Regions from separate parts of the Homo sapiens genome. Here region 1 is linked to region 2. A link is a contact called in ENCODE Hi-C or POLR2A ChIA-PET data. All regions are on one chromosome and are shown on one strand. The core of a region is the stretch at or near the end of the contact, and the rest is flanking DNA. Distances in the headings are between cores, read along the strand shown. Region 1 overlaps CABLES1 (Cdk5 and Abl enzyme substrate 1). Region 2 has its middle 44 kb from the start of CABLES1.

The links. Hi-C counts contacts between places; a loop is a spot of excess contacts on that map. ChIA-PET counts read pairs that join two places held with the same protein, here RNA polymerase II (POLR2A). Pooled maps may share reads with other maps.
Region 1: a loop to region 2 is called in a pooled map, with 2.6 times the contacts of the local background. The contact joins two enhancer-like sites. A Hi-C loop is called at or near these places in 4 of 50 pooled maps. POLR2A ChIA-PET finds 5 or more read pairs at or near these places in 3 of 52 experiments (BJ, Panc1 and activated CD4-positive, alpha-beta T cell).

The regions. Positions count from the first base shown.
Region 1 is chr18:23,221,098-23,227,734 of GRCh38, reverse strand. The region is part of intron 4 of CABLES1 (Cdk5 and Abl enzyme substrate 1); the gene reads right to left. Among named protein-coding and RNA genes, the nearest start is that of CABLES1, 89 kb to the right of the region's middle. RefSeq lists an enhancer at 983-1,082. Within about 2 kb of position 2,019, at least 9 of the 41 ENCODE cell types and tissues checked have a DNase peak (open chromatin) inside an H3K27ac peak, as active enhancers do.
Region 2 is chr18:23,087,964-23,094,309 of GRCh38, reverse strand. No RefSeq gene overlaps it. Among named protein-coding and RNA genes, the nearest start is that of CABLES1, 44 kb to the left of the region's middle. Within about 2 kb of position 2,774, at least 3 of the 41 ENCODE cell types and tissues checked have a DNase peak (open chromatin) inside an H3K27ac peak, as active enhancers do.

The sequences.
Region 1 (6,637 bases), core at 770-3,269, 130 kb before region 2:
ATTACACATGGGCCGGAAGTCGACGACACAAGTCTTCCCCTTAGCTTAAGAGTCCCGTTTGTTGCCCTTCCGATACAGTGCAGCTGCCATCTTGGACCAGGCCTGCTTGCTGACATCAAGCAGAAGGTGCCTCCAGAGTTCAGAGACAATGGAACAGGGTCCACAGTTGATGGACAAAAGTGAAGTCAAAAGCAGCTTTTAGTCTAGAAGTCCCTTCCCACTCCCACTCAGGACTCCATCGATAAGCCATAAGCCATCCCCTGCAAGGGCAACTGGCAGACAATGAAGGGGTCTTAACGTAGCTTATGACCAAATCTTTGTCTAAAGGCAGCTCCTATAAACAGCCAGATAATGGCATGAGTCATCCATGAGATCATTCCAGAATCTGTCTCTGTGTGGGAATATGCTTGGTGTGAGGAAAGAAACACAATTTGTGAATGTGTAATTTTCCACAACAAAAATTTTCTGGGGAAAGTGGGTGGGGAGGAAGGGGGCATGGGCCTGGAGCCAGGCAGGGAGCATTTAGGCTTGAAGGCTCTAAGAATAGAAGACGCTGTTCTCTGTGTCGCAAAATGATCAACACTCAGGAAATGGACCCAAGCGGATGACCTCATCTGAATGCCCCCAATGCCAAAAGTTAAGGATATAAACACCATGTGGAAGCTGTTGACAATTTAAAAACACACCCCCCAGAGGCACCTTGCAACTCCACTGGGAAGCCATCTTCTTCATCACATGGTCTCTGATGCATCTGTAGTAAGTAAGTGACTCCTGCGACTATCATACAGTCAAGTATGGTTATCTTAAGGGGTGTGAACCTACACACACATCACAGAAACTCTTTTTGCTGGAATCATCTAGTTTGGTGATTTCACATAACCTCCAATCTCAAGTTTACTAGGTTCTCTCCTACTTTCTTCTGGTCGGATCCATGTGTACAGAAATACCAACCCACATCCAGATCTCAGGAAGTAAAGAGCACTTGGTGGCTGGTGTCGGTTCCCTTATGCATAGGGACAATTCTAGGACTAGTTCTCCATACAACACCTGCAGTCTCTCACTCACCAGTGGGTCGTGCTCTAGAAGCTCCTGGGCTGGCAAGTTGGAACTCAGAATGCATTTTTCATTGATGCAGTAAGTGGAGATTAGCCTACCCAAGGCTCTCTGAGCCTATAATGTAACTGAATCAGCCCAAAAGCAAAAACAAGAGCTCGGGTCATAGAAGCAAAAGGTCAGAGGGTGTATGAGGGTAAAAAAATAGGAGGAAGTTGAGTCTCTCCTCTTGGTTTCCTGGTCCAGGCTTGACCCTCAGGAACTTTTTTTTTTTTTTTTTGAGATGAAGTCTCACTCTGTTGCCCAAGCTGGAGTGCAATGGCACGATCTTGGCTCACTGCAACCTCCACTTCTCAGGTTCAAGCAATTCTCCTGCCTCAGCCTCCCGAGTAGCTGGGACTACGGGCACATGCCACCATGCCCGGCTAATTTTTGTAATTTTAGTAGAGATGGGGTGTCACTATGTTGGCCAGGCTGGTCTTGAACTCCTGACCTTGTGATCCGCCCACCTCGGTCTCCCAAAGTACTGGGATTACAGGCATGAGCCACTGTGCCCAGCTGAGTAACACTTTAAAGGTCAAGTTTGTATTATTTCACCTTCTTCTCTGAACTTCCCTTTCCTTCTTAGGACTCCAGGACCCTTTCCCCTAAGCTATTCCTGTTTTTCACAATTCCTTCCCTCTCTCTACATGTAAATCCATAAATTCCTTTGCAGGGCCCAGGTTTCCCACTCCTGGCCCTATGGCGGTGGCACAGTAGCCCACAATGGGGGCTGGAAAGCGAGGGGAAGAGAAGTGGTCTTGGATAGAAGTGTTGGACAAGCTGTTTACTAAGTGGGGTCTGCCTATTTAGGAAAGTTGAGAAAGTTGCTTGCAACTCATTTTGTGAGCTGAGGGTCACCAAGCCAAACCACAAATCCACACTAGAAAAGAGAAGGCCGTGACTAATGTGGATAAAAGGCAGAAAGATTCAGGCTGGCCTTGGCAAGTGTTAGTTGAGGAAAAAGGAGCTGGTTTAAGGCTGGGACTCTTCCCAGAAAATGGCATAATTTACAAGCTTCATCTGAGAAGAGTGTTTACAGCTATGGGAAGGTTTGATGTTACAGTTACAGTGAAAAAGCTGGGCAACATCTGTTCCTCTTCTCTGTAATGGGCTTGTTTTGAAAGGTAGGATTTAGCAAGAAAGATCAAAGCAAAACAATGGTCTCCTCACGTTCCATAAAGTGTATGCATTAAGAAAAAAAAAAAAGACTGGAAGGAAATAGACCAAAATGTAAATGGTGGCTTTGTTTAGGAGGTGAGGCTCAATAATTGTTATCTTCCTTTTACTTTTATACATTTTTCAAATAGTCTTTAAGAAACATGTACTATTGAGGAAAAAAAGACTGAATAAAAGCAGATCTCAAGGTGAATCCATTATTTGTAGAATTGCACCACTGACAAACTCACTGTGAACCTGACTGGGAACTGCTAAGTTCAAGTAGATCTAGAAAGAGCAACATAATAGCTCTGTGATGGCCGGGCACGGTGGCTCACACCTGTAATCCCAGCACTTTAGAAGGCCGAGGTGGGAGGATGGCTTGAGCCCAGGATTTTGAGACCAGCCTGGGCAGCATGGTGAAACCCGACTCTACAAAAAATACAAAAATTAGCTGGGCGTGGTGGTGCATGCCTGTCATCCCAGCTACGCAGGAAGCTGAGGTAGGAGGATCGCTTGAGCCTGGGAGGTCAAGGCTGCAGTGAGCTGAGATTGCACTACTGCACTCCAGCCTGGGCAATACAGTGAGACCTTTCTCAAAAAGAAAGAAAAAGAAGGCCGGGTGCGGTGGCTCACGCCTGTAATCCCAGTACTTTGGGAGGCTGAGACAGGCAGATCACGAGGTCAGGAGATCGAGACCATCCTGGCTAGCATGGTGAAACCCCGTCTCTACTAAAAATACAAAAAAATTAGCCGGGTGTAGTGGCGGGCACCTGTAATCCCAGCTACTCAGGAGGCTGTGGCAGGAGAATGGCGTGAACCCAGGAGGCGGAGCTTGCAGTGAGCCGAGACCCCGCCAGTGCACTCCAGCCTGAGCAACTGAGAGAGACTCTGTCTCCAAAAAAAAAAAAAAAAAAAAAAAAGCTCTGTGACTGGACAAAAATGGAAGTGAAACTAATGCTTAATGAATATCTACTACAGCTTTCACATATAATATTTCATTTACTATTTCATTCATCTCCCTGAGGTGGACATTATAGTCCTTTTACGGAGGAGTGAAGCTGGGGTCAGTAAGGCTAGTTCATTTCCCAGGACTGAGGCTTCTGCCTGCCAGCTCGTTCCCAAGCACCACACTGCCTCCCTGGCCGCCGGTGCCCATGGGTACACGACAGCAAGGATGGGTAAGGGCTGTGGTTTTCCTAATGGAGGCACCAAAGGAGGTGGATGGCAGGAGTGGGGATGAATGGGCTACTTGTGCCCATTCCTGATTCTCCAGAAGAGCTCTCTGTTTAGCTGTTTTATTTATTGGAATTCTATGTAAACTGATACTGGAAGAATGGCTTCTTCAGCTTAAAAAAAAAAAAAAAAAAGTGGAAGCCGACAGTCTCCAAGTTCCTTCCAGCTTTAAAAGACTATATTTGAGCTGAAGAGTGCTCCTTACTACGGAACTCATTTTTGGTCTGGCATTACCTTTACCTTAACTATCTTCCACTTCACATACCCTTTAATGAATTAGCTCAGGGCCACCCCAAGCAGAAGTGGCCGTGCAATCTATCCCTGGTAATGATTAGTGGGACTCTGGGATCAACAGCTGTGTTATTTGAAAGGCGTGGGCACAACCCATACCCAGTCTTTATTCAATGCATGCCAGTAAGTCCTGACAGCTTCCTAACACATGCACCTGATTAGAGATGGCCATGCTGGGCTTCAGAAGGGCCTGGCAATAAGGAGTAGATTGTGTGTGGATGAGTGCGGGTGGGTGGTGGCGGAGAGGATGCAGGCAGGGGCTTCAGTCCACCCTAGACACAGAGAGGGGCTCCAGGGACAGGATAGAGCATCCCACTCTCTACAGAACCGAGCTTGGGAAAAATGCCCCCCCGCCAACTTTTTTTTTTTTTTTTTTTTCTGAGACGGAGTCTCATTCTGTTGCCCAGGCTGGAATGCAATGGCGAGATCTCGGCTCACTGCAACCTCCACCTCCCGGGCTCAAGAGATTCTCCTGCCTCAGCCTCCCGAGTAGCTGTGATTTCAGGCGCCTGCCAGTACGTCCGGCTAATTTTTTGTATTTTAGTAGAGACGGGGTTTCATCATGTCGGCCAGGCTGGTCTCAAACTCCTGACCTCATGATTCGCCCGCCTCGGCCTCCCAAAGTGCTGGGATTACAGGTGTGAGCCACCGCACCCAACCAAAAATGCCCTCTTCTTACTCTAGGCTAGATGCAATCTGAATATGTCCTGCTCAATATGGGGCTGTGTGACTTACATGTTGCTCACATGCTGCTGGTTTGGAGATGTTCAGACAACCTGAGTTGGTAGAGGACTAGATAAACCTGTCAGCCAAAAGCCAGGGAATTCCAACAGGGCTCGAGCAAAGACTGCAGAAGCCAGTGTGACCTTATCTAAAGGCCCTTGGCATCCTTGGGCTTAACATTCAGGGTGCAAGTATTTGTAAGCGGCTCTGTAGGTGCAGAGCACTCGTGATCGGAGAGAACTGCACAGGCTGCGAGGCTAATGCGGGGGGAGTCACCTGGCTAGTGGGTGGGAGGGGCCTCGCTGGGGCTTAGCACTTGCATCTGGGTGCAGCTCGACGCCCTCTTTTGTCACTTCAGGCTTAGCAACTTTGACTTTCACTGTGGGTGGGACAGAGTCACTTGGAGAGAAGCAGGACCCTGAGGTCCATGTCAGCTCATCCGTGTTAGCACCTTCTGGGCCTTCCTTATGGCCAACCATCCAACTCCATCCTTTTATGGAGGTGCCCTCAAGGATGAGGTGCCAGGCTGAGGGACCCTGAGAGATGCACTTGCTTCTGCTGAAGCAGTCCGGCTGTCCTTTGTTGGGGCAATATATATCTATATCTATATCTATATCTGTGTATATATCTATATATCTAATTATATATATCTATATATCTAATCTATATATATCTATATATAGATATATATAGAGAGAGAGACAGAGAGAGAGAGAGAACGTGAGCACTATATTCATAAACATAGCAATTCTCGAAAGTTTCAGAAACCTTGCTTCTACTCACCCAACACATAAAACCAGAGTGACCACTACTTTCTGTGCACAGTGCTGCAGATACCTTGAGGATTAAGATGCAATCCACACCCACAAGTGAAAAATAAGTTAAAATGTATATTATAAGCCCTGAGACAGGAAGGGGCTCTTAGTGGAGCTGGGGGTGGGGGAACAGGTGCTGGGGGGCACTGAGAAAGCTGCCTGGAGGGAGGGCTGAGTATCCCCAAAGGTGAGGAGAGCCTGATGCATTAAGGAACTATGGGTAGCTTGCTAGGGCTGAGAGAGGAGCTGTGCTGAGAGAGGGCTGGAGAGGAACGCCAAGGCCAGAGCCTCAAGGGCCCTGTTTCTGTTAAGTCTGGGGGACCACAAAGGAGGTTTTAAGTTAGGCCTGACTGAATCCAGAGCTCCTGGGCTTTGGAAATCCGTTTGGACATCTATGCAGTCTCACTAGACACTGTCTTGTCCTTAACAGGAGCACACCTATGGGGAAGGAAGGCACCTTCTAAGCTTCTTAGCGACCCGTGGTTCCCTGAGGGCTCCCTCCTCGGCCAGGCTTGGATCAGGGGCTTGAGTTCTCCCTGATCTGGGGTTCTTCAGTCTCCCCAGGTTCAGTTTGGGGACAGGCAGATCTTTTGGTGAACCACTGTGGCAGAGACCATAGACTAGCTCATGATACCCAGGTAACTGTTAAAAACTACATTTTCCAGGCTCCCACAGGGGGCCTAGGTTCTGCTAAGTGGAAGCACTCATGGGAAACCTGGAGGTGGAAGTAACACCTGGGGAGATCAGAACTTCTGGCAAGCCTAAGGTGGGGGCCCCAGATGGCAGCGTCAACAGCACTTCCATGGGAAGAGCCCCAGGGTATGGCTGTAAGTGGGTCCTGGCTGTGTTACCCTCACTGTGTTGGTCCTGGGTGTCTGTGCTGGTTTCTGTCTGTCCTGGAAATCCTGTAAGGTACCTGAAAACCACAGCCCCACACCCCAACCATCAGAGGGGACTCCAATGTCTGCAACTCAGGACACTGAGCATACACTACCCTCTATTCCACGCCTCTGTGTCTCTCAGAGCCACTAGGGGTTCATGCTGCAGGCAAGACTTTGAATTCCTAAAGTAAAAGAACATGAAGACGGACAGTTATCAGAAGCATCTCATTATATCTAGCAGACGATTTCCTATCGAATTCAAGCAAACTCTGTAAATCAAACAATATTTTATGAGCAGTTTAGAAAGCTCTGTGGCCCTGCCACAAATCCTTTTGTGAAGTGAAGACATGCCTGGTACTGTGATAAGGAATCCTCTAATGCAACAATGCTGCACCCTTTCTCAAAGAGAAGCGTTCTTCATGTATGGTATCAGGACATGAG
Region 2 (6,346 bases), core at 1,525-4,024:
AAACAGACTGGATGACCCCTGGATACTCAAGCTGCACATGGCTCCTGTGGAAAGAAGGAGATGTTCAATGCTCATAGGTAGCACCCCAAAGGAATGCTTAGATCCTTCTATTCAATTAGCAGGTGACCTGTTGTTTACAAACATCTCAGCAGAAGAGTCTTCTATCCAAATTCCACTCCTAAAAAGGGACATAATTTTCACTGCTTTATCTTCCTTTGTACTTGTAACATGAACCCCAGATTAGAAGGTGCAGTGGTAGGCTGGGCACAGTGTCTCACGCCTGTAATCCCAACACTCTGGGAGGCCGAGGCGGGCAGATCACCTGAGGTCGGGATCACGGCACTGCACTCTAGCCTGGAACATGAGAGCAAAACTCTGTCTCAAAAAAAAAGGGGGGGTGCTGGGCACCGTGGCTCACGCCTGTAATCCCAACACTCTGGGAGGCTGAGGCAGGTTGATCACAAGGTCAGGAGATCGAGGCCATTCGGGCTAACATGGTGAAACCCTGTCTCTACTAAAAATACAAAAAAATTAGCCAGGCATGGTGGCAGGCACCTGTAGTCCCAGCTACTCGGGAGGCTGAGGCAGGAGAATGGCGTGAACCCGGGAGGTGGAGCTTGCAGTGAGCCGAGATCACGCCACGGCACTCCAGCCTGGGCAACAGAGTGAGACTCCGTCTGAAAAAAAAAATAAATTAGCTGGGCATGGTGGTACACGCCTGTCGTCCCAGCTATTTGGGAGTAAGGAGGGAGGATTGCTTGAGCCCAGGAGTTTGAGAATGCAGTGAGCTATGATCGTGCCACTGCACTCCAGCCTAGGTGACAGAGTGAGACTCTGTCTCAAAATAAACACACACACACACACACACACACACACACACGAGAGGACCAATCCCACTCCAAATCATTGATGCCTACTACAAAAATACAAAAGGTCACAAGAAAACCAATGGGTAGGCCGGGTGCGGTGACTCATGCCTGTAATCCCAGCACTTTGAGAGGCCGACGGGGTCAGATCACCTGAGGTCAGGAGTTCGAGATCAGTCTGGCCAACATGGTGAAACCCTGTCTCTACTAAAAATACAAAAAATTAGCCAGATGTGATGGTAGGCGCCTGTAATCCCAGCTACTCGGGAGGCTGTGGCAGGAGAATCGCTTGAACCCAGGAGGCAGAGGTTGCAGTGAGCCGAGATTGCGCCATTGCACTCCAGCCTGGGTAACAAGAGAAAAACTCTGTCTCAAAAGAAAAAGAAAAAGAAAACCAATGGGTATCCCAAATAAATCAAAACAGATACCTAATCACAGCCTTCTGTGGAATTCATAACTCATCACTCACATAACAGGGATTTCCTTTTCTTTCTTTCTTTCTTTTTTGAGATGGAGTCTCACTCTGTCACCCAGGCTGGAGTGCAGTGACGCAATCTCAGCTCACTGCAACCTCCACTTCCCAGGTTCAAGTGATTCTCCTGCCTCAGCCTCCTGAGTAACTGGGATTACAGGCACCCGCCACTATGCCCAGCTAATTTTTGTATTTTTAGTAGAGATGAGGTTTCACCATGTTGGCCAGGCTGGTCTCAAACTCCTAACCTCAGGCGACCCACCCACCTCGGCCTCCCAAAGTGCTGGGATCACAAGTGTGAGCCACCGTGCCCAGCCAACATAACAGGGATTTCTAAGTGTGATGGTTAATTTTAGGTGTCAACTTGAATGAATTGAGAAATATCTAGAGAGGTGGTAAACCATCATTTTGGATGTGTTGGTGAGGTGTTTCCAGAGGAGACTGGATTGTGATTTGGTGAACTGAGCAGGGAAGATCTGCTCTCAGTGTGGGCAGGCAACGTTCAATCGACTGGTGGACCACAGAGAATAGAAAGACAGAGGGAAGGCAGAGTCTCATGCTCTCTCCTGGAGCTGGGACGGCCTTCTCCTCTTGCCCTTGGACAGCAGGACTCCAGGCTCCCTGGCCTTTGGACTCCGGGACTTACACCAGCATCCTCCTCCACCAGCCCCGAGTTCGCAGGGCTTTGGCCACGGACTGAGAGTTATACCATTGGCTTCCCCAGTTCTGAGGCTTCGAACTTGGGCAAAGCCACACTACCATCATCCCCGGGTCTCCAGCTTCCAGATGGCCTGTCATGGGACTTCTCAGCTTCCATAATCACATGAGCCAATTCCCCTCATAAATCCCCTCTCATGTCTCTATATATCCTATTGGATCCATCTATCTGGAGAACACTGACTCATCTAAAGCATCTTAAAAATAAGAATATATATATATATATATATATTTTAAAAAGGAATATATATGTGTACACACACACACACACACACACACACACACACACACATATATATATATTTTTTTTTTTTTTTGAGACAGGATCTTGCTCTGCCACCCAGGCTGGAGTGCAGTGGCGCCATTATGGCTCACTGCAGCCTTGACCTCCTGGGCTCAAGCAATACCCCTGCCTTGGCCTCCTGAGTAGCTGGGACTACAGGCACGTGCCACCAAAACTGGCTAAAAATATACACATATTCTTAAAAATGATTATTCAGCCATGACTTGCAATTTATAAAGAACAAGAACAAAGCTTATCTTTAAAATAATCATTTTATTAATCGTCCATTGCCACTCCTTTGGTCAGAGTTTCTCTAGGTGGTAGCTGCTTTTCTCACTCCTATTCTTTAATATAGCAAAAGAAGAAGCCTTCAAATGAAGTTAATATGAAACCAGAGACAGTGAAGAGAGAGAACCAGAGGTTGAGAAGAGGAAATACCAGCTTCTTTCGGGATGATGTTACTTCCTTTTTCAAGACAAAAAAAAAAAAAACAGTCTTTTCATGTTGGATTGTCAAGGCATAAATTGTAGTGTGGTTCCTAAATGTCTGACAATAGGGAAATCATTTAATAAATTATAGTACTGTCAAACAATGAAGTATCATGAGCCAATTAAAATGAATTTTTTAGGTTGGGTGCAGTGGCTCACGCCTGTAATCCCAGCACTTTGACAGGCTGAGGCAGGTGGATTGCTTGAGGTCAGGAGTTTGAGTCCAGCCTGGCCAACATGGTGAAACTCCGTCTCTACTAAAAATACAAAAGTTAGCTGGGTGTGGTGGTGCGTGCTTGTAATCCCAGCTACTCAAGAGGCTGAGGCAGGAGACTCTTTAACCTGGGAGGCGGAGGTTGCAGTGAGCTGAGATGGCACCAGGGCTCTCCAGCCTGGGCAACAGAGACTCTGTCTCAAAATAATAATAATAGTAATAATAATAATAAGTTTTTAATGGGCAACATTTTAGTGTGGAGAAATCCATAAGATAAAGTGATAAATGATAAAAATCAGAATATAAAACTATGTGTGATATGATTACAAGGTTGTTTTATACACACACACAAGATAGGCATTGCAGTATTAACAGAGGTTATCATCAGATGTTGAAGTTATGGCTTTAAAAACATGAATTATTATACTTTTTATTTTCCAAATATTTATATGGGCATTTATTATTTTTATAATAAAAGTTGGATATAAAATAATAAAGGGTTTTCATATTGTGGTTGAACTGTAAATGAGAGTTACTGAAGATTAGAGTTTCCAAAAATAAACATGTGGTTTTAATAGTCCTGTCTCATTGTGAATAGAAATACAATTTTTCGGCCGGGCGCGGTGGCTCACGCCTGGAATCCCAACACACTGGGAGGCTGAGGTGGGTGGATCACGAGGTCAGGAGTTCAAGACCAGTCCGGCCAACATGGTGAAAACCCGTCTCTACTAAAAATACAAAAATTAGCCGGTCGTTGTGGTGCGTGCCTATAATCCCAGCTACTTGGGAAGCTGAGACAGGAGAATTTCTTGAACCCGGGAGGGGGAGGTTGCAGTGAGCTGAGATCATGCCACTGCACTCCAGCTTGGGTGACAGAGCAAGACTCCGTCTTGGAAAAAAAAGAAGAAGAAGAAATACAGATTTTCTATGTTGTTTTCCCTTATCCTAGGTGCTTTTTAGCAGATTCCTATTGCACTAAGTGGTTCAGATCTTCTTAGCATGTACAGAATTTTTCAGGAGTTAGTGTTAAATGTTTTGGGCAAATGACTTTCAGACAACTGGGGCTCAGCCTAGCAAAGGAATCCTGCAGTACACTAAGAGTTTCCTTCTAATTTAAAGGAGATTCTTCTTTCTTTCTTTCTTTCTTTCTTTCTTTCTTTCTTTCTTTCTTTCTTTCTTTCTCTTTCTTTCTTTCCTTTCTTTCTTTCTCTTTCTTTCTTTCTTTCTTTCTTTCTTTCTTTCTTTCTTTCCTTCCTTCCTTCCTTCTTTCCTTCCTTCTTTCTTCCTTTCTTTCTTTCTCTTTCTTTCTTTCTTTCTCTTTCTTTCTTTCTTTCTTTCTTTCTTTCTTTCTTTCTTTCCTTCCTTCCTTCCTTCCTTCCTTCCTTCCTTCCTTCTTTCCTTCCTTCTTTCTTCCTTTCTTTCTTTCTCTTTCTTTCTTTCTTTCTCTTTCTTTCTTTCTTTCTTTCCTTCCTTCCTTCCTTCCTTCCTTCCTTCCTTCCTTCTTTCCTTCCTTCTTTCTTCCTTTCTTTCTTTCTTTCTTTCAGACAGAGTCTCGCTCTGTCGCCAGGCTGGAGTGCAGCGGCGCAATCTCGGCTCACTGCACGCTCCGTCTCCCAGGTTCAAGTGATTGTGCTCCCTCAGCCTCCCAAGTAGCTGGGACTACAGGCGCCCGCCACCACGCCCAGTTAATTTTTGTATTTTTAGTAGAGATGGGGTTTCACCATGTTGGCCAGGATGGTCTTGATCTCTTGATCTCGTGATCCACCTGGCTTGGCCTCCCAGAGTGCTGGGATTACAGGCGTGAGCTACTGTGCCCGGCCCCCCACCAACTCTTTTTTTTTTTTTTGAGATGGAGTTTTGCTCTCGTGTTCCATGCTGGAGTGCAGTGCCGTGATCTCGGCTCACTGCAACCTCTGCCTCCCAGGTTCAATCAATTCTCCTGTCTCAGCCTCCCAAGTAGCTGGGATTACCAGCATGCACCACGCATAGCTAATTTTGTATTTTTAGTAGAGACCGGTTTTCACCATGTTGGCCAGGCTGGTATCAAACTTCTGACCTCAGGTGATATGCCCGCCTCAGCCTTCCAAAGTATTGGGATTATAGGCGTGAGCCACCATGGCCGGCCAATTTCAATTTGTCGACTTGAAGTGTCTGCTAAACATAAGACTCAAACCAAGAAAATCCCCTAGGGAATAAATATGGCAAAAATAGGGTGAAGACGCATTTTTATGAACAGGTATTTGAATATTAAATGTTGAAAAGAAAGACTTATTCATTTGAGATAAACTAAAAACCACTTGAAATTTAAATATGGCACCTGGTTCTAATGTAGAGGTGTTAATTTCTTCCTTGAAAATTATTTTTAAAACTTAATTAGAAAAACAACAGAAAACTTAGATTCGTATTTCCCCCAAAGCTGGCCAGCCCTCATGGAGAAGAGCGGGGCATCTTTCACAGTCCCCATCAGCGAGGTTTACTGGGATGAGATGGATTAAGAGGAGGCCTGGGAGAACACCCGGGGCCACAGAGCCGCACCTCCAGGGCTGAAAGTCATGGAGCCTGCTCCCTTGGTGCTCTGTTTGCCACCACACCCATTCCGTGCCTTCCGGGGCTCCCATCAGCTCTCTCAGGGAACTACACTTCTCAAGTTCCTTGTCCTCTCTGGCTTGATATAGCATGGAAGCTACCGGAAGAGTGGTGTCTCTGTGAACAGCTCCGGCATCTGCCCAGTGATGCCGAATCCTGGGCTCCGTTCACTCTGTGTCTTCCAGCCTTAGTACTTCCTGCTGTTGCTATTCTCTGTTTGGCTTCTCCACTCATTCAGCTCTTATATAATAAATCCCCTTTGAGTTCCTCTTAAAATATCCAAATTGGTTTCTGCTTTTCTTTTCTTTCTTTTTTTTTTTTCTTTGAGACAGAGTCTCACTCTGACGCCCAGGCTGGAGTGTAGTGGCATGATCTGGGCTCACTGCAACCTCCACCTCCCGGGTTCAAGCGATTCTAATGCCTCAGACTCCCGAGTAGTTGGGATTACAGGCATGTGCCATCACGCCTGGCTAATTTTTGTATTTTTAGTAGAGACAGGGTTTCACCATGTTAGCCAGGCTGGTCTCAAACTCCTGGCCTCATGTGATCTGCCTGCCTCAGCCTCCTGAAGTGCTGGGATTACAGATGTGAGCCATTGCACCTGGCCTTTTTTTTTTTTTTTTTAATTTGAGACAGGGTCTTGATCTGTTACCCAGGCTGGAGTGCAGTGGTGCAATCATAGCTTACTGTAAACTCACACTCCTGGTATCAAGCAATCCT